4 separate regions of the Mus musculus genome follow, and regions 1, 3 and 4 are each linked to region 2. Evidence: chromatin loops called from intact Hi-C (ENCODE). Cell type or tissue: left cerebral cortex. All regions are shown on one strand. Region 1 has its middle 26 kb from the start of Gm32020. Region 2 holds the start of Gm32137 (a long non-coding RNA gene). Region 3 holds the start of Rasgrp1 (RAS guanyl releasing protein 1). Region 4 overlaps Fam98b (family with sequence similarity 98, member B).

Region 1 (5,000 bases), 53 kb before region 2:
GCCTGCCATAGGATGGGGCTTTCTCCACATGGAATGACGGGGATCAGGAGAATTCTGGTGGCATTTGTCAGCAGGAGAGCACAGCAGTATCCATATGGTGCTTTAGAGCTCAGAGCCCCACCTTGAGGCAGGCAGCCATTTCCCTGATACCCAGAGGGGTGTTCCCATTTCTTAAGTGCCTGCCTAATTCCTACTCACCTCTCTCTGGGGTCTGCTTCTCACACAGCTAGCTTGCTTACAGAAATTCAAATTAAGCTGTATCTTAAGCTGCCTGGCATTCTCCCAGCATAAGATACAATGCCATATTCTTACTATGGCATAGAGAGCTCCCTGAAGACCCCTAGCCAGCTCTCTATGCTCATAGCTTCACTATGTTATCTTCTTGTAGAATATGTGCTGGGTATAGTAGCCTTACTTCTGTCCCTTGAACATGAACATGTGTCTGCCTCAGGGTCTTGGTACTTGCTTCCTCTTAGGGACTCCGACCTAAGTTCTTTGAACAACTGCACTTTTCTTTTCTACTAATTTAGTACAATAATATTCCACCCATGTGGCTATCTAATTGAAAACAGAACACAACTCTCACAATCCCATCACCCATTTTATTTTCTTAACAGCGTTGTCACTTTAACAAGGTATGGTGTTTTCCCCCTACGATTACAAATTGAATGTCTGTACTGTAGAAGCTGTCGGGGAGATAGTCTCTCATGTCTATATTATACAGTGTTATCTGTGCCGTGTAAGATAGTTCCTAGCATCAAGTCAGTATAAATAGCTCTGACTGGCACCGATGAATGAAGAGGCTTAACCCACCTCCCAAGATTCCACACTGACTTCCTTCATGAACAGTGGCTGTAGAGTGGGTTGGAGTACCTGTGAATCTTGGAGGAGGAAGTAGCCTAGGTTATGTGAGAGCACCTCACACAGAACATTTAGGAAACTCATGCATATTACCTACTACCACCCAAGAAGAATATGTTAGACACTGTCCAAAGTGCCACCACCCACTCCCCGTCACACTCACCCATTACTTTATTCATGAGATGGACCAACATTATCCTTCACTCTAACTGGCTCTGTGGACAATTTTTACTGATCTACGGAACTAACCAAAAGGGATGTTCTGGGACTTCCAAGTCCAGGCACTAACAAAGAAGACTCTAAAGGTTTGATATATCCAGAAATCCCCACGATCAATTGATCAGAGTCAGGCTCTAAGCTTGTAGGTTGGGCTGAGTTGAGATTTAGCATTTTTCACTGCTCCCAAGTGACGCCTATGTCAATGACAGGTGCGTGGGTCACACTTTAGAGTAAGAAGACCAATCAGAGCCTACTTCAGTCCTCTCGGAAAAAGAGCAGCACCCCCACCCCCAGATTTTTTTTTTTTAAGGAAATAGGATATGGTGAGATACATTTGGGAAACAACTTACTCCAACCAGAGAGTCATTTTGTGTGTACATTGGTTATATAACAGTTCTTAGAGGGGCTGGGGATACAACTTTTGGGTGGATTCCTTGCTTAGAATGCATGATGGCCCTGGGTTTGAGCCCCGCCCCCGAAAATAACAAATATTCTTAGAGTCCATTAAACTAAGAAACCTAACCCTACTAAGTGCATGACTTTCTCCCCACCAATTATGTTCAATTTCTCCTATTAATACCTGGAAGCAGCCCCCATCCCCAGTTTGAGTTAATAGGCTCTCATTGTCTCTCAGTAATAAGAACTCATATTACATTGGGTTTTATTTTCTCCCAACCCATGTTACTCTTCCTTTCTGATGTTTACTCTGACTCCTTCCTCATCACTGTAAGATTAGAATTCTATATTCGTTTGCATCTGAGATGCATAGCAGCCTGATGTCCCTCAAGTAGTGTCCCCTTCTGTGTTTGAAAGTCCCCTCCCTATTAAACCCTGTACTTTGCTGGCTAGTTTTTGTTTCTGTTTCTTTGCACTTTGTTGCTCTTTTCTGGGGTCTCCTGTGTGATCAGTGGGTTAACCTTGAATTGTTTTCTTGATATTTTTAAGTCAAATCTCCCTATCTGTGATTTGGAGATATTCCTAGCATGGGGCAAGTATTTAGTCTGTTGATCCATGTGAAGCGCTTAGCATCAGCCCTGGGAGGCTCAACAGACCTCCTCATCCTCACTCTGTTTCTAAACCTCAAGTCTTTCAGCCCTGACTCTTTTGCCCCACCGCTGCTTATGACCCAGCCAGGCCAGGGAGGAGGGAACACATGGCTGATTGAAACTCCTCTGATTCCACATTCTGATTTGAGCTGCTATTCTTAGCCTCCTTCACACCAAATGTTTTTCCTGGTACTGCAGAGAGGCACTCGAAAGTTCAGGCTAAAGTTAGAAAGCCGAATCTGTGTCTCCAGAAGTCCACCCACTCGCCATCTCTGGAAGCAGCTCTTTGGGGCTGACACTGGGACTTCAAGGGTTATCTGCACTGTGCTGTCTTTATCAGCTTTTGCCAGAGATGCACTCCTAGCATCCAGTCTCTGCAGTGGTAGGGTCCATAACGAAGCGTGGATCAGAGTTAGTTCACCTCCTCTGCTGCCCTTAGCTCAGGGACTACCTGTGCAGACGCTTGAATGCCTTGATTTCAAACTCATTTTCTCCAAAGGAAGCAGGCAGCTTGCCATCCACATTGAAGCCTCTGGAACACTTCCCTTCACCAACTTTTGTTGCCTGCCAAATGTCAATGCCCCTGGAAGCCCGGGTTCCTTTAGAGGGTTCACGGGGAACTCTGCTTGTCCTTAGTTCTTACTTTCCTGGCCTCAAAAGGAAGTACTTCCCTGGCCTCAAAAGGAAGTAACTGTTGTCACAAGGAACACTTCCCTTCCCTTGGAGTGGGAGAAAACCAGCTATGCCTTGTCTGACTTCAGATTTCAGAATTGATCTTTCTCATCCACATGTGCACATCTGGAGCAATGACTATTGCATTCCTTGGAGAGCCCCAATTGCTAGACGCACAAGGCAGCAGAAGGGAGCAAGGGTTTTGGTCCCCTTGCTGTAACTCAGGTTCTTTTGGTGAGTGACAACGAGGCTAGTTTTGCCATTTCACTCGGGATGTGGGAGGCCCAGAAAATACCACTGCCAGGACTCAGTGCTCTGAAGGTGCCAAGCACTGTGATGAATAAAACCCTTTCTGGGCTTGTGTGTTCACGCATTGCGGAGGATGCCTGAGGGTGGAAGGAGTAAAGAGAGTGGAATAATGTTTCCTAGGCCCCAAAGCTACTGTCCAGGGAGAGAAAAGAGATTCAAACCAAACCCATGGCATATGGAAGCACTGCTTGGAAAGTTAGCCCACGCTGTTCTGGGGATGAGATCTGAGTCACACAGATACACAGGGCTGTTCTCCCAGTAGCCCTTTGTGCAGCCCCTTGGCAAAGATGTCTCTTCTGTTCTTACGTGTAAATAGCCGTAAGGGATTCCACAGCCAACCCCTGGCAAACCGGGGCGGGTGGTGGTGGTGGTAGTGGTGGTGGTGAGGGGGAATATGAACTTTAGGCAAGAGACCTCAGCCTGGAGGGTTGTTTTTTTCTTTTTCATGACTATTCCCACTGGAAAAAAGTCTGTCTGCTGAAATGCAAACCGATGTTATTTTCTGTTTCGCTTCCCACGGGTAGGAAATGAGTCCAGAGAAGCTGCCATTTGCAACTAGAGTGTGCATATGGTACTCGTCTTGGGACTACTGTGGATCCAAAGAAAGTTTTTATTCTTATTTCTGTTCAGCTACTTAGTTTTCTTGTAGCATGAATTAAGACATTGAAAAAGTGGCAATGGTGTTGATTTTAAAATGCTGTAGTCCCCGCTACATAGTGTTCAAGTCTGATTCAGGTGTACCAGTCAGAGATTTCTCTTCTCTTCTCTTCTCTTCTCTTCTCTTCTCTTCTCTTCTCTTCTCTTCTCTTCTCTTCTCTTCTCTCCTCTCCTCTCCTCTCCTCTCCTCTCCTCTCCTCTCCTCTCCTCTCCTCTCCTCTCCTCTCCTCTCCTCTCCTCTCCTCTCCCCTCCCCTCCCCTCCCCTCCCCTCCCCTCCCCTCCCCTCCCCTCCCCTCCCCTCCTATCCCTCCTCCCCTCCTATCCCTCCTCCCCTCTCCTGTCTCCCTTTCTTTCCTTGTGAGACAGGATCTCAATATGTAGCCCTGGCTTGCCTGGACCTTCCAGGTAGAGCCTCGAACACACAGAGGTCTTCCTGTGTTTGCCTCCTTAGTGCTGGAGTCAAAGGCATACATCACCATGCCCATCCCTAAAGCTTGTTTTACTGTAGAATTGAAGGCCCAGCCACATAAAGATGCAGAATCACCAGCTCCTCTGTGGGTGCACAAAGAATGAGAAGCATCATTTTATAGAACACGAACCCTGAAGAGTAGTGTGTGTGGCTCATGTGGGTGTTAGAGTGGTTGTGTAATGCTGGCTGCGTGGTAGGATCACCTGGGGACATTAGAACACAGAGAGACATGGGGCCCGTTGCTGCAGGTTCTGGATTATTGTTCTGGGTGGGTCTGTGTGTGGGAAGTTTCTTAGTGATTCTATTGGGTGTCACTGATCAGCACCACTGCCCGAGGGAGAAGCACAGCCTAGATGTGGAGCAGTGACTATGGTCATCATGACATGGGCCTTCCTGAGAATGAGGGCACCATTTTCTCCACTGGACTCTCTGTTAGGCTGGCACAGATACAGACCAGGCTTGAGAAAAGACAATTGGGCGAATGTAAGAACTTCAATTCAGCTCTATAGAGATAGATTGCTTTTGAGAAAGCATTGATAGGGGAGCCACTGGACTATGATTGAAACATTGACAGAACTGAAGCTTGAACAATGACATAAAACTAGGAGGTCCAACTGAACATATTTGAAAGCTGTATCCAATGTCTGTATTTTTAACTACTGGGGTACTGTTAAGGGCTTCGAGCTGATGGTCTAATTGTATATCCTAAGGAGGGATAGTGGAAACTAGTTGGTAGATAAAGATATGACTAGGTCAGGAAGGAGCA
Region 2 (5,000 bases):
AGACTTCCAAGGAGGTGGGGCCACAAGCATGCACCAGGGCACCTCGCCCACACACTGGCTCCTGCAGGGTGTCCCGGTGCGGCTCTCTGGCACCTAATCCATACAATGGTTCCTTGCAGGCTGTCCGGGTGCTGCACACCAGAACGTGGCCCACACACTGGCTTCCTGCAGGCGGTCTGGGTGCTTCCTTCCACACACTGGCTTCATCCCTTTTGCTCCCTTCCACCTTCTGTTCTGACTGTGTGTTTTCCAGTCACCTATCCTCAAGCTTTTCCCTCCTGCTTGTTTTATTACTTTTTCTTCCTCTTTGCTTTTATTTCTTAGTTTACTGTTTGTTTTTGTTTTTTTGGGTTGTTGTTGAGTTTTTTTTTTTCTCTTTTTGCCTAAGGATTTCTGTTTTGCTTTTTTTTTTTTTTTAATTAATCTCTTTTCTCTGTTAAACTTTTCTCTTCTCTTGCAGAATTAGATTATTTCTGTGGTCTTTTGTGTTTTGTTTTGTTTTGTTTGCTTATTTTAAAGACAGTATCTCATAGCACTAGTTAGCCTGGGATTTGCTATTCAGACCAGGCTGGCCTTGAACTCTCAGAGATCTGCCTGTCTCTGCCTCCTAAATGCTGGGATTAGAGGCCTGCCCTACTCCTCTACTTCCCGTCCACCCTGTTTTTGTTTTGTATAGCACTTTAAAAAAATATCTGTTTTGAATTGTACATCTTAGAGTTTACAAGTATCAGTCATTATCCAGTCAGTTTCTGGTGCTTTCTTTTGCTGGCTAAGTTAGGTCCTATTTCTTAAAAGTTCTTGTTGTTTGTTGACATGCCATGTCATCTGGAACCTGAGAGATTAAACTTTTTAGTAGTTATCATAGCCTGGTCTTTCTTGTTCCCATCTTTCCAAAACTTCTAAGCAAGATACTTATTTGGCCCGGAACTTGTGGGCGTTCTACTACAGCAGGTTTGCCACCATCTCATGTTGGTGTGCTGCCGCTGCTTCAGCACTAGAGGGCGCCCCGGGCCTAGTCCGGGGAGATTCTGGTGGTGCCATCTGCACGTACGTGCTGGTCTGGACAGGGCCAATGTTAGCGTTTTACCAGCCCGGCAGCATTCTAGGCATAGACATGTATTCATTTCGGTATCTACCTTTATATCCCTTTTGGGGCAGGGGTGCAGAGGCTGCCCAAGTGATGTGAAGACATCAGCTGCAGAGCTTGGCTCACGGGCAGAGGCCTTCTGTAATTGGTACTGTCTGTTCAAATTTGGGAGAGGACAGTAGAGGCAGTCCTTTCATCACATGGCCAAGGATAGTAAAGACTCAATCTGCATGTACTGCCTAGGAACAGAGCTCTAGTGTCCTAACTGGCACTTGCTCACAGCATGGCAAACTTGGTAGATAGTTCTAAAGGCTGGGCTTAATTCTCTTCTGATCCGACAGGCAGTCAGGCAGGCACGGAGGCAGCATCTTTTACTGTTGGGGACTGGTGAGGCTTCCTTCCTGCCATCTTCAAGATGTCTTTTCTGATTTTCATACTGAAACCAGGTACCGCAGCTGCTTGCATCGCTTCCTTAGTTCCTGTGCAAATAGTGTGAGATGTAGATGGCTGTCTGAATCGGTGTCTGTGGGGGGCTGGGGGTGGGGAGATCCCTCAAGCAAATACCCAGCCGGCTGCTGTCTTACCCATCTTCCACTACTAGATTCTCTCTCTCTCTCTTGTCCCCCTTCTCTTTCCTAACCTCCCTTACTCCCTCCCCCTCTCTCCTTCTGTTGTGTCTTTCTCTCCCTCTCTATCTCTCTCCATCTCTCTCTTACCCCTCTCTCTTCCCCCTCTCACTCTCTTCCTCTGGTTCTCTCTCTCTCTTTTCTTTCTTTCTTAATTAACATTTTCCTTGTGAATTTCAAATACACACATATTCACACATGCACATTCACACACCCACATTCACACACACTCACAAGCACACACACACACACACATTCACACTGCATTCTCATTACTGTCACTGTGGTGCTCACCCTCATCTCCAAGCAAGAGTCTGGACAGCGGTGACTTTTGTCGCCATCTGCTGGCAGTACACACACATTACAGGAGAACATCTAAACTGTATAGAGGCAAGAGCCAAGAAGATTTTAATCCACTTTGGGGAGTGTGAGTCAGCATATGGAGAAGTAGGATAGAATGTTAGAAGTGGAAATGTGTTTTAAAGTTTCAGCAGACAAGCCCTTTGGAGTGAAAGTGTCTGGTTGTCACACAGTGGCTGTCCTGTCAGCTGTGGCCTTACGCGTCTGGGTGTCACTTGGTGGTTCTGGGTCCATCCCTAACTTCTTACCCAGTTTGGCTAATTAAAGAGTTATTGAAGTGCCTTGGTATCTCCGAGTTTATAGGCGAAAAATGAATTAAAATCACATACCCAGAGATTCTAAACCATTTGCAAAATAAGCCACTCTACTACTGCAGAGCCTTAGTTCTGGGCTACCTACCCACACCACCAGGAAACAGGGAATAGAAAGCAGTGGCCACTTTTCTTTTAACATATTATTTCTGTAGGATGCTGGTTCAAGTAGCTCTTGTCAAAGCTGAATGCAATCAAGAAATCGAGCCACGCTGGCTAAAACATTATCTGAGGTTTTCGAGAAGTGCCAGGCCTGGCTCTGACTACTGACCATGTCAGATGGAAACTAATGACCTTGGGGCAGATGAAAGACTGCAAAGAGCACTGGTTAATTGGAGGTAGCCGGGGGAGACAGGGATAATTGGAGGAGCATAATGGAAGGAGTGCATTAGAGAGGGTCTGCGCAGGCGCACTCTACCCAGGGCTTCCTGTAAGTGCTCGCTTGCTGGGCAGAATCCATTATCTCCCTGGGATACCCCATTATAGCTTAGCGGGATGGAAACCATGGTGCCCTGTTCTTGGAACTGAGGAGGAGCAAACTAAGGTAAACATTTCCCAGAAAACCAGGAGGAAAATATAACTTAGTTACACAGTGGAAGTAAGTTCTGAGGCACAGATGATGATGACGACAACGATGACGACCACGACGACGACGTCTGCCTGTGGAGTTTGCTTTGTTGAGGAGGGATTTTGACAGAATGGGAAATGGGATGGCTTTGTTTGGTGATGGGAAAATATACAAAAATATATATATATATGCGCGCATTGCAAACAGGATGTCTAGGAAAAAGAGAAAACCGTGAGATGGCAGACTTTTGGGAATTGGAGTGGGCAGTGTTTATTTGCTTGTTTGTGTGTTTGTTTTATTTATTTGCTACAACGTCTCATGGAACCTAGGCTGACCTGTAGCTTACGATGTAGTGGAGAATGACTTTAAATTCCTTAATTTCCTACCTCCACTCCCTGAGTACTGAGATCGCAGTCATGTGCCCTTGGACCTGTCTTGAATTTGTAATTATTTATGATCTTTGACGTGTTGCCTGTTGGGCATTAGAAATGGGCCAAGGGCTCTTATGCCGTTTAATTTCTTTCTTTCTTTTTTTTTGTGGGTACCCCATGAATAAAGTATTCCTATGCTCCCCCATTTTACAGGAGAAAGGGGCTTAGGAATGTTCTAGAATGTACTCAAGCTCACAAGGTTAGGAGGAGTAGGGACAGGCCTCCTCCGCAGAGTTCTGGCGGTCACAGGAGGTTCGCATGGACCTTTGATCTTTGAGTCATTCTTCTGTCCAGTGATCTCTGTTGTCACCCAATGTGCCTTTGCTGTAAGTCCCCATCGCCCTGCATCTTTCTGGTCTACCTAGTCATCAGCTTCAGCTGCATTAGACATCATCTGAATGAACTTACTGTGCCGAGGGAGGAATCCCCCTCCCCAGGAGTGTAATAGTAAATGGCCAGCTTTTGTATGGCTCGTCCTCTTTCCTCTGAGGCTCAGTCCTCCCATCAGCTTTCTTCCCCCAGCCCCCTTCCTTCATCCTATCCTATGCACATTAAAACCCTGAGCTCAGAGGAACCCAGAGAGAGCAGCTGAGGGGCCCCAAGCCACTCTTCCTGTGAGAAAGTTCTTAGAATTCTTCAAAGGCTCACCCAGTGTCACACAGATCATCTAGGTGTGCAAGCATCGGACTGGAGTGTGTCTCCTTCCGTGGAGCACTTTAGATGTATGTAAACTAGCTACTCAGTTGCTGGAGAGAATTATATTTTACTCTTTGACACTGACAAGGAAAGCACAACAGAGAAAAGTCAGGGACCATGCTGGGGAAAGCCCACGGCACTGTTAGTTCTCCTCTTCCTCCTCCTCCTCCTCCTCCTGCTTTTCTTCCTCTTCCTTCTTCATGAAACTTTGCTGTATAAGGAAATATTTGTAACCAGAATCATGGAAGATGGTGAGTGCCCTTCGGCAAGGCAGCTCAGATGAACATGGTGAGGGGACAAAGTGAGGTCAGAGAGAAGGTGTGCCCTCACTGCAAGCAAACACTGGGCTGGAGTTCAGGGCCAGAACTTGGGAAAAAAGGGCACAAGGTTTTGCTTTGATACTAGCAAGCCATGTTCCTGAGCACCTCATCTGACTTCCAGTCTCTATTTCTAGTCATACATTGAGCTAAGAGTGTTGGCAGCCTTTCCCACTGTGGCTTTTTCATTAATAAAATTGATCAAATGTAGAATTAGAAATCTTGTGGTCAAAGATCTAAGAATTGGAATGAAGGATCCATTTTCTCTCCCCTTCTCTCTTCCCAGTTTCCTACTCCTTCCCCGCCCCCTTCTCAGGCTGCCATGAAGTAAACAATTTTCTCTATAACATGCCTCTGCCGTGACATACCTCACTCCTGTACACAGCCATAGACCAACTAGGTCACAGACTGAAACTTAAAGTATGAGCCCAAGTCAGTCTCCTTTGTTAAGTTGTTTCTGGCGGGTGCTTGTAGCCATGGTAGAAGTCAAGTACAGAAACCAGGTACCAGAGACGTGGGATCATGACTGTGACAACTGATGATATGGTTCAGAGACCTTTGGGATGTTTGAGGGAAGGATCCCAGTGAGTTTCAATAAGCAGAC
Region 3 (5,000 bases), 97 kb before region 2:
AAAGCACAGTCACCCTGGTGACTTGGAACATGCTAACCCAAGCCAACGACTCCCAAAGAATCAGGTTGGTGCTGCAGAAATCCACTAAACTCTTGACCACCACCGTCTTTTATCCAGACCCTGAGACTGTCAGATCAGTGTCTGAGAATAAACTGATAACCTGAAAACAGCAACAGTCTGCATGAAGTTTCCATGTTCCAAAGATACTGTGCAGGAATTTGCATTGTGTCTGAAGCTACAGTCTAGAAAGATACGACCTTGTGATATGAAACTGAGTCCTACACATACTGAGGCTGTTCATATGGGCTATCTCAGGGACTAGTATCTGGGGTCCCTCTTGCTTTTATTCATCTAGTAGGCTTTATTATTATTTTTTTTTACATGAAACTGTGTGTTTATTCCTGCACTGAAATTGGTGAGTAGATTGTCAAGAGCCCAAAAGGGCTTATTCAATGTATAACAACCGTGTGCTTCAGAAAGATGGCTGGTGATGCAGAGGCAGCGTCTCAGCTCTTCCTTGTTTAGTAGGTTCCTGAAATGGTCACCAGGACCCAAGAGCTGGCTAGTCGTCTCTCCACAGTCCTTTCCCAAACACCTACAGCTATGCAATAGAGATATATTGGCCACAGATGCACAGCAGGTTAGCAGCCAGCTTCCTTAGCACCAAGCCACACTTCCTAGCTTGGCTCCCTTCCCTTCCTAGAAAAAAGACAACTACCTAAACCTAGCCCAGTGAGGAGCAATTCAGAGGGCATGAGAAACTAGGGAAGGCAAAGTGTTAAAAGCCAACAGCACTCTGTGCACATGTAAGCTTTGTCTAGTCTCTTGACTGCTTGCCCTGGAAAAACTCTCAGGTCACATTCTCTTTTTCTTTCTTTCTTTACATTTTTTTTAAAAAGAATTTTTTTTAGCTTGTTTTGGTTTTGTTTGTTTGTTTGTTTTGTTTTTCTTTTTGTGAGACAGGGGTCTTACTATGTGGCTTGAAACTCTGTATTAGTCTTTTCTATTCAGTGCTGGGATTGCAAATATGCCCCCATCATACCTGATTGAAAACGAACAATCCTATCACTCCACCAAGATGCAACCAAAGGAATTAAAAGAAATATCTTAATTTCTTTCTTACATGATGCTAGGGACCAAAGTCAGGATTGTTGCATGCCAGGCAAACACTCTTCACCAAGCTAGATCCCCGCTTCACGTCCTCTGCCCTCTCCCCTCCCTCCACCTCTTGGTGAGATGGTTGTAGGTAAGGATTTTTACAGTGCTTTATGATAGGCAACTTTGAGAGTGCTTTAACCATCTGAAGAGTGAACAGCCTCTAATTCTACAAAGTCATGATTTTAAAGGGCAGTAGCCACACGTTTCCAGTTAAACTTATGAATTAAATAAAACAAAATAACAACAATAACAGCAAAAACAAAAGCTTGAAAGAAACCCAGTAACTTCAAGATGTTTTCTCAGCCCTGCAGTAGTTAGCGTCTGCCTTCCCCACCCCACAGAGCCTGGGGAGAGGTTTCGAAGTATGAACCGATTTGGGGGACTTAGTCTCCAGGCACAGTTATCCACAGGGCAAAGGAGGAAACAGAGGAGGGCCGGGACATCTCATAGTTGTTTATAAGAAAAGGCAGCTTTCACAGGGCCATTTCTGCTGAGTGTAGCTTCCAGTCCTGCCCCACACCGCCAATAATGCAGAGTTAATTCAATGGACTAACCCATTATAGTGTAGCGCAAGGTAAGGTTGAGAACACTCAGGGGATGATATGGCCCAACAGGGAATTTTAATGGGCATAGTTACAGATCAGGCATGGTGCCGTCATATCGGAGTCCACGTGAATGGCGTTGTGAAGGACACAACGTTCTCGGCCCTAACAAAGGCTAAGTGGTGTCCAGGCAGTTACGGGGTCCTGGTGTTTTGAGGACAAACACTAAATTTCTTGACATCCCTCCAACCCCCACCCCAGGCTCCTTATTGCTGCCCAAGAGATAGACTGTTCATAGCCATTCTTCCTTCACCTTCCGTCTCCCAAACATCTCTGTAGAGTATAAGGGGAGGGGTGTAGACTCATAGACCATTGATTTGGAAACTTCTTTTTCCTCAAAGGGCAGCCAAGCACTGCCACCTCCGCTTGCAGCCATTGCCGCCAGTCGCTCCTGAAAGGCCAGGAGAGTCCGCAAGGTGGCGCTGTCCTAGACCCGCGCCCGCAGCGGGTGCCAAGGGCACGGAAAGTGTGCGAGTGGGAGTTCCCGGGGGGTGCCCAGACCGAGAGCATCCAGGGAGGTCGACTGTTGTGGGCGCTGGGTAGGTGAAAGGTTTGGCTGGGCTCAGACCACTCCAGATCTGCCCAGGTGACCTGTGGCCTCGCCACCCCAGCAACCCCAACTCTTTCTTCCCGACCTGGTGTGCTGGACTCTGAGGTTGTCTGTATCACGCCTATCTTGACCTGGCTCCCAGGTCCCCGATCATGGTCTACCCCTGTAGGCAACTCTCCTCCGAGGGAGGCGCCCTGGTCGTCTAGTCCCTCCTGGTACCCACTGGAGAGGACCACAGGGCACACCGCTCAGCTATCCTTCCCCAGTAGAGGTGCAGCGCTCTCCGAGGAGACGCAGCTACTCACCGCGGAGCCTCTCTCGCCTTGCCCAGGGTTCCCATGGTCGCGGCTCTCTGCGCCCCTGGAGCCGTCTCACCTAGAGCGGTGGGATCGGCTCGGCCGGGCGCCGCGCATCCCTCGGCCGCCGCTGGCCCTCGCAGCCCGGAGCCGACCACTCTTGGAGCCCGGCGAGCCGACCCAGGCTCACCCGCAGGCACAAAGTTTGTGCGAGCGCGCTCCCTACGCTCGCTCCCGCGCGCGCACACACTCTCTCGCACCAACCACCTGACAGGCGTTGATGTTATCATCAGGCTGGAGGAAACGTGGGGCGCCCTCAGTTCTTCTTCGAATCCTGCCCCCATTACTTGGTAGCGCCCCGAGGAGTTGCGCCGCCCTAGCGTCTCCCTTCATCCCCGCCTGCCATTCATCTCTCCCAGCCCAAGAGTTAGGTCCGAGGGGTGCAGAGTGAGTTGCCCCGAAATTGACAAAGCTAGAGCCTTGCGAAGAGTTGCCTCCACCCAAGGCTACGAGTCCCCTAGGGGGGTGGGGGTGGGGGCTCTGCTGAGACCCTTTCCCGGATGGCAGGACTGTCTTGTATGTATCAGTGAGGGTACACAGTCGGGTCTGGGCAAGGAAGGCAGAACCCCCCTAAACTACTACGCACTTAGTTCTCTTTGGCATATTTAAAAAAAGAGAAGACTTAGCTGTGTGCACTGCACTACGGAGGAGGCGGTGGGTGTGGAGGTGAGCTGTCAGGTTAGAGGCTGCTGCTTGGGAGTTTGTGGGTGTGGTAGACCAAGAGAGCCAAGTGGGAGTGGAAGGCTAGGGGAGGGGCTTTCTTGCAATGTCAGCGTGCCAGCAGACCTGGCCAAGAGGGGAGACCTACCTGCTACTTGTCTGGAACATGGCCACGGTAATACCAACAGCTAATGCTGATCCAGTGCTGTTTCCTACATGTTACCTCGTTAAGCCACCCCTCCAAACGCAAAGAGGGCACTGCGTAAGATTTAGAGAACACCAGGCTCTCACAGCCAGTAAACCGAAAAGAGAGGTGGCCCAGACTGAGCTCTGCCTGGCGTCTCTAAGTCCCTGCTGGACTGGCCTAATAACACCCTCGTTATTGCTATCACATCCCGTGATCTTCCCAGCCACAACGTTCTGGACTTTAAGACCTCCTTCTGCTATAACGCGTGCATTTCCTCATGTTTATGTGCAATGTTGTCCTAGAAAAGAATTCAGGATCACTTACAAGAATACACAACCTACAAAAATAAGTATGAGAAACAACAGCAACAAAACAAGGCCGATAAAATGGGGCCAGAAGTGGAGAGCAGTCTAAAATTACATACCAATGTATGCTTACACATTTGGAAAACAGAATCTACTACACACTTGCTTCAAAGGGGTCAGCCAAGCCCAAGAGGAAGGTCTACATAGTTCAGTTCCTTACATATGAAAGACACCCCCACCCCCACCCCCCAAAAAAGGAAGAAAACAAAAAGAAACAGAAAAAAAATGTTTAAAAGATCCGAGGTTCTTGTCACAGAGCCTGAAAAGACGTTTCTCCTGAGGATACTCCCGAGCATTAGTGATGTCACCTCGGGGTCATGCAGGATGAGGGCAGAACAGATACAGGCAAACATAGAGATGAAGACGGTATGCAGGGTGGCGTCACTGGGAGCAGTTTTGGATGAGGTGAGAGCCCCCCTTACTTTTCCCAAAATGATGGAATACTTGTGATAGATCCAGATAGTACTCACCTGAGACCTCCCGTGAGCTTCACCTACTCCTCCCTCAGCAACCTGCCTCCCCTAACCTTCTAAAACTCATGTCAGCTTCCTTTCCCTCTTCACCTCCTGTCCTGTGCACAGTCTCCTGTGCATATGAAGCACTTCCAACTGGGCACCAACTGTCTCCTTCTTCCCACCCCATCTTGCCCCCTTTCCTGCTGCTTCTTCCCTTCTCACTGGTACAGCCCATGTCTCTGTGGCAGCCAGGATCCACTCAGTCTTTCTTCCTCTTCTCAATCGGGTTCTTAACGAAGGTCCACAGACCTTTTGCTCACCCGAGGGACTCCTTTGCAACCGCAGCCCTACTTTCTGGATATGTTTTTTTTCTTGGAGGAATGGTTTAATTGTCATTGGCTTTTCTATATGATCCAGGCTTAAGTGAGGTGGTTTCGTTTTTCTTTCATGGCTTCAACATGACCCACAGGGGTCCGCTGAGTATCTACACTTGGCATCTAGTAGAGACATTTCTCTCCATCATTCCCTTGTATTGTCACTTCCTTTCTGTCTCCAAAGCCACAAACCCGTGTGTATTCCCATCATCCCCCACCTGGATCTATGGGGTAGACTGCATTCCCTAATTTTGACATCTCCTTTCTCTGGACCGCCCCCCACCCCCTACACC
Region 4 (5,000 bases), 180 kb before region 2:
CACAGTCATTTCTTATTACCATCCCAGTTTTCAAGGTGACCTTGAATTTGTTTTGTATTCATTTATATTGTTTTCCCGACATGCATGTATGTGCACCATGTACATGTCTGTTGGATCCCATGGAATTGGGGTCACAGATGGTTGTGAGCCACCATATGCTTGCTGGGAATCGAACCCAGGTCCTCTGAAAGAACAGTGAGTGCTCGTAATCACTGAGCTCTCTCTTCAGCATGATTTTGAACCTTTAATTACTGTTTCTGATTGTTCACTGTGGTTACTGTATAATATGAGCGTGAACCACACCCCAGGTAGGAGGGTGAGCACAGCTCAGATCTTCACTCTGTGGTCAGCTTCTTCAGGGTAAATGACTATTAATGGAATGACCTGTGATGTTACAAAAGGAAAAGTAATTATCCAATGTCCTGTTTACAGAATAAAAATGGTACTCTCAATCAGTGGCCCTGCAAAAGTAATAAAATGTTGTCCTGTGTTGTCTGTGGAGCAGCGGGAACTGAATATGTACCAATTACAGTGTTCATCTGAGGAAAGCGATGGACTTGTTAAATGTCTTGTTTCCTTCCTGAGAGGTTGCCAGGAAGTAAAGAGCGCCATGTTAGAGGAAATCCCAGAGTCATTGTACACTCATGGGTTGTGACACTTCTGAACGCTAGCCTGGGCAAGAATGCTTTGTGGTTTGAATTAATGTAACTGGCACTTCCTATGTACCAGGGATTTGGCATGGCTGTGACTTGAGCCCCTTTTCTGCTGGGTGAAGGTGTGTTTTATTTGTTTCACTTTAACTTGGTCGTTACTGGGTGTTCAAAACAGCACATCAAAGAAGAAGATGGTTATGTATGTATGTATGTATGTATATGTATGTATGATTGTATGTGTGTATGTGTGTATATGTATGCATGTATGTATGTATGATTGTATGTATGTATGTATGATTGTATGTGTGTATGTATGTATGTATGTATGTATGTGTGTGTGTATGTGTGTATGTATGTATGTGTGTGTGTATGTGTGTATGTATGTATGTATGTGTGTATGTATGTATGTGTGTATGTATGTAACTTTTTGTAATCTTTCATGTTTACTTTTAGGTGAAGGATATTCTCTGTAGAGTCCAGAAAAACCATGTGGGAAAGCCATTGCTAAAGGTTGATTTAAGTTCTGAACAGGCAGTAAGTGGTTCTTTTACTAGCTTTACAACTAAGTGAGGGCATAACTGTATTAGTTCATTTTAAAACATTTTTTTGTCACTGTAGTGAAATACAGTAGTATTCACTACTGTAGTGGCAGGCTGCCATTAGTAAAGAGACTTAGATTGCAGTTTTGAAGGCTGAAAATCTAAACCACATAGTGCCAGCTCTGGCAGGGCTGGTCTTTGTATCTGGCACTCCTGATGGGTGGCAAGGATGGTTTGTGTATATAAAGACAATACCGATGAAGAGGCATCCCAAAGTCCTTTTCAGGGTCTTGCCTGCAGTTAGTTGACCTACGTCTTCTCTCTTGGCCCCACCTTACACAGGCTCTCTGTGCTCTTTCTTTTCTCTCCCTACACCTGCCACCTTGCAGACCACACCTCCAGCAGGAACCTTTGAGGGGACAAGCAACATCCAAGTCCATTGTACTGCCTTCTTTTTATAAATGGACATTTAGTATTTTGGAGAAATAGAATTGATATTCTAGAGTAATCTATCACAACAGTTTAATCAAGTCATTAATTTAAAATATCTACTTAGTCAAGAATATTTATAGTGCCCAATAGATTAGCAGAATTGTGATTTGAAAGGATAATTTGTGAAGCTAGCAAGAAAGGCAGGTATTGGCATAGTCTTTCCTTATTAATGTGCACTGTTTAGTAAATTGATGTCTTACTAAATAAATATATCTAATGAAAGATATAGGCATCTTTAATAGCTTCTGAACACTATAAATGTTTTATCATTAAATGTTATTTAAATAATTTTTCATAGTCTCATAGGACCATAAAATGATCATTTAGTGTTTAAAGTACAGTAATTTTCAACTTCTTTTCTGAAGAATCAGTGTCTAATTTTTGTGTTTCATCCCCAATTCTTTAGGAAAAACTGGAAAGAATTAATGATGCTCTTTCCTGTGAATATGAGTGTCGCCGACGGATGTTAATGAAACGATTGGATGTGACAGTGCAGTCCTTTGGATGGTCCGATAGAGCAAAGGTGAGGCTGCTTTCCCACTGGTGTCCTGTAGGTGGCAGTGTGGGGCAGCTCCTGCCAGGCTTTCTCTGCTGTAGGTACCTAGGCCCAGTCACTCTTTACTCTATTCTAACCTACATGTTCAGTTACCAGTGCTCTTCCATACAATGATCCTAGTCTCCTATAGGTCCATGTTTGCTGATGACTTTTTCCCTGGCTTTCACCTTCCTTTTAATTTGCATGGCTTGATTTATACCAGTGCATAAAGGCGTATGTGTGAGCTGAGCGAGTTACAGATGTGAGTGAGTAACTAATGAAGCAGTAGCGTAGGGGCAGGTTTAGGGAGAACTGCTGTTGGAACAGGTTTCTTGTGTTTCTTAGGCCGTGTGACTGCAGCATGTCGTCTCATTGAAGAGAGTGGAGGAGTGGAGCCTTCCAACTCGAAGCTTTTCAGATAGCTTGGGGCCTTTGATCTTTCCAAGTGTTAGTCTGGGGTTCTCTCTGCCCCTCTCATATCATAGTGTAAGAACTTTCCAAACAGTAAATAGAGGCAGTCATTGGACTTTCCCTATTTCAAGGACTGCTGCAATGAGCTCTGTAATATCCAGTATATGACAATCCTTGGTTGCCATGATTCCTCTAGCAGCTTTTAGTCAATACCCTTCGCTTCATATCTGCTGCCTGTTATTCAGCTTCTAGCACAGTGGAGCTCTGATATTACCTCATACTGTTGTTTTGCCCTTCTTCCTGGGTTATAGCACTTGGTGTCACTTATACCACTATGATTTGACATCCTTCAAGGTTCATAGGCTAGAAGCTTGGTTCCCACCGTGGTGGTGGTCAGTGGAGTCTATCCACCCTGATGAATGGTCTGACCCTGGTCTTGAGGTTTGGTCTTACACGAATGAATTAGTTCTTGTGAAGTGGGCTGTTTAAAGTGCAGCTGTCATGAACTTGACCCCTCTGCAACATAGTCTTTTCTCTTTCCATATCATTTTCATGTTGGGATGTAGCTGGTGGACCTAGCCAGCATGCCTTTTGGACTAATCACTAGACTCACAAGCCAAATGCACCTGTAAGTTATCCAGCATCAGGGATTTTGTTAAAGCAGCACAAAAGCAATATATGAGTTTCATTCAGTGAGTGTCTAGCCTGGGATAGACAATCTAAGACTCTAGCAGTTAGAGAACTCAAAGACATGAAAGGAAAAGTTAAACTCTCATTATTTGCAAATACATGATTTATTTAGAAAACATCCTACAGATCTACTCAAAAACTCTTAGACCTAATAAACACATAGTTAAGTTATGGGATACAAAAATCAATGTTAAGAAAGTAGCTGTTCTGTGTCAGTGGTGTCCTCTTAGTAATGTCCCTTTTCATGTCTGTATTCTTAGGCCCAGCTCTTGGGCTACTTCTTTCTTGGCCCTTGGTGACATTTCTGTCTCTGTGTGAGGCATTGTGTCTGCCATGCCACATGAACAACAGCAATGCCAAGTCAGGTGGCTATCATCAAGCAGATGAATTTCTAGATAATTCTGTGGGAGTGGATCTGAGTGGAATGTCCCCCCACCTCTCCCGCTTTCTTTTGAGTGGAGACTTGATTTATCTCATTACTGCAATGTGTCTGTTTAAGTTACTATTTATGTCTTCTGGATTTAGTTTTGGAAGATGCTTTGTGTTAAGGAGGTTCATTTATTCTAGGTTTCCCAGCCTTTTGGAGTCTAAGCCTTCATAGTAATCACTAATAGTCTGTCCTTCATTGGGGTCTGTTGTGATGCTGCCCCTATTATCAGTGTGGGTAAAGGTTTGTCAATCCTACTTTCTTTCAAACCCAGTTCCCTGGTTAATCTTATGTGTTGTTCTTTTATCTCTTTCCTTAATTCTCTTTGCTGTCTGCAGGGCTCGGATTGGCTGATTGTTGCTTCTCAAGAGCCTTGAGATGCACCTTTAGGTCGCTGACTTGATATCCTTAGAATTTTTACTGTGTGAGCTTTTCCATGTAAATCTTCCTCTTGGGCCCCCTTTCTGTGCCCCTGAGGTTCCGAGAAGTTGTATTCTCATTGTCAGTCATCACTAGGAATTTTAGGTTTTTTCTGTAATATTTCTTGGGTGATCCAGGGCTAATTCAAAAATGTGTCATTTAGACTCCAGTATTTTTGTGGTCTCTTGTTGATTTAGAATTTTCTTCCATTGTATTCTAATTGAATGTAAGGGATTCTATCTATCTTATCATTTTCTTTCTTTTATATTTGTTGAGACTTGGATTTCTGTCTTATGATATAATTGATTGTGGAAAAAGGTCCTGTGCTGCTGAAAAAAATATGTGTATTCCTGTTTGTTAGGTAGAATATTCTGTATATTTCTGTTCTGTCTAGTTGATTCATAGTGAATCTTAGATCTGAATTTCTTTATTTGCTTTAGTTTAGCTCTGTCTAAACATGAGAGTAAAGTATTGAAGCCACCCATGCCCCATTATTGTGTAAGGAAGGACTCAAGTGACCTTTTATGCCTTTAGTGTTTGTATGAAATTAGGGGCTCCGATATATTCAGTGTATAAATGTTTACAATTATTGTATCTTCTTGCTGAATTGTTCTCTTTATTGGTATATAATGTTCCCTTTTATGTCTTCTAATTCGTTTGGTTTGAAGTTTACTTTATCTGATGTTCGGATAACTGCCTGCTTGTTTACAGTTTCTATTTGCTTGGTAACTTATTTTCCATTTTTTCTTATCTTACTAGCTCTTTCTTGAAGATATATACAGTTGGTTCTTTTTTTGTTTTTAAATCAAGTCTGTTAGTCTATATCTTCTAGT

The links. Peaks named below come from ENCODE experiments on the same cell type or tissue, not always from the same donor. Only the 100,000 strongest peaks of a DNase experiment are listed, where the experiment ranks them.
Region 1: it touches region 2 in a loop (8-fold over the local background); 6 of 42 quality-filtered maps call a loop at or near these places.
Region 3: it touches region 2 in a loop (7-fold over the local background); 22 of 42 quality-filtered maps call a loop at or near these places.
Region 4: a loop joins it to region 2, with 10 times the contacts of the local background. A loop is called at or near these places in 36 of 42 quality-filtered maps.

What each region holds. Positions count from the first base shown.
Region 1 is chr2:117,383,918-117,388,917 of GRCm38, forward strand. No RefSeq gene overlaps it. Among named protein-coding and RNA genes, the nearest start is that of Gm32020, 26 kb to the left of the region's middle. In left cerebral cortex, no CTCF peak of the experiment used is centred here; DNase peaks (open chromatin) are centred at 866, 1,345, 2,348, 3,238 and 2 more places; H3K27ac peaks cover 3,829 bases.
Region 2 is chr2:117,437,211-117,442,210 of GRCm38, forward strand. It overlaps Gm32137 (a long non-coding RNA gene), which reads left to right and starts at 2,774. Exons shown (of 2, transcript XR_001783446.1): 1 at 2,774-2,928. In left cerebral cortex, CTCF peaks have their summits at 998 (motif pointing right) and 2,070 (motif pointing left); DNase peaks (open chromatin) are centred at 1,556, 2,047 and 2,803; H3K27ac peaks cover 560 bases.
Region 3 is chr2:117,340,060-117,345,059 of GRCm38, forward strand. Rasgrp1 (RAS guanyl releasing protein 1) reads right to left here and starts at 2,818. Exons shown (of 17, transcript NM_011246.3): 1 at 2,616-2,818. The coding sequence starts at 2,650. In left cerebral cortex, CTCF peaks have their summits at 2,185 (motif pointing right) and 2,987; DNase peaks (open chromatin) are centred at 211, 613, 1,251, 1,645 and 6 more places; H3K4me3 peaks cover 3,368 bases; H3K27ac peaks cover 3,250 bases.
Region 4 is chr2:117,261,733-117,266,732 of GRCm38, forward strand. It overlaps Fam98b (family with sequence similarity 98, member B), which reads left to right. Exons shown (of 8, transcript NM_026620.3): 5 at 1,107-1,187; 6 at 2,091-2,207. Among named protein-coding and RNA genes, the nearest start is that of Fam98b, 14 kb to the left of the region's middle. In left cerebral cortex, a CTCF peak has its summit at 2,233 (motif pointing right); a DNase peak (open chromatin) is centred at 2,243.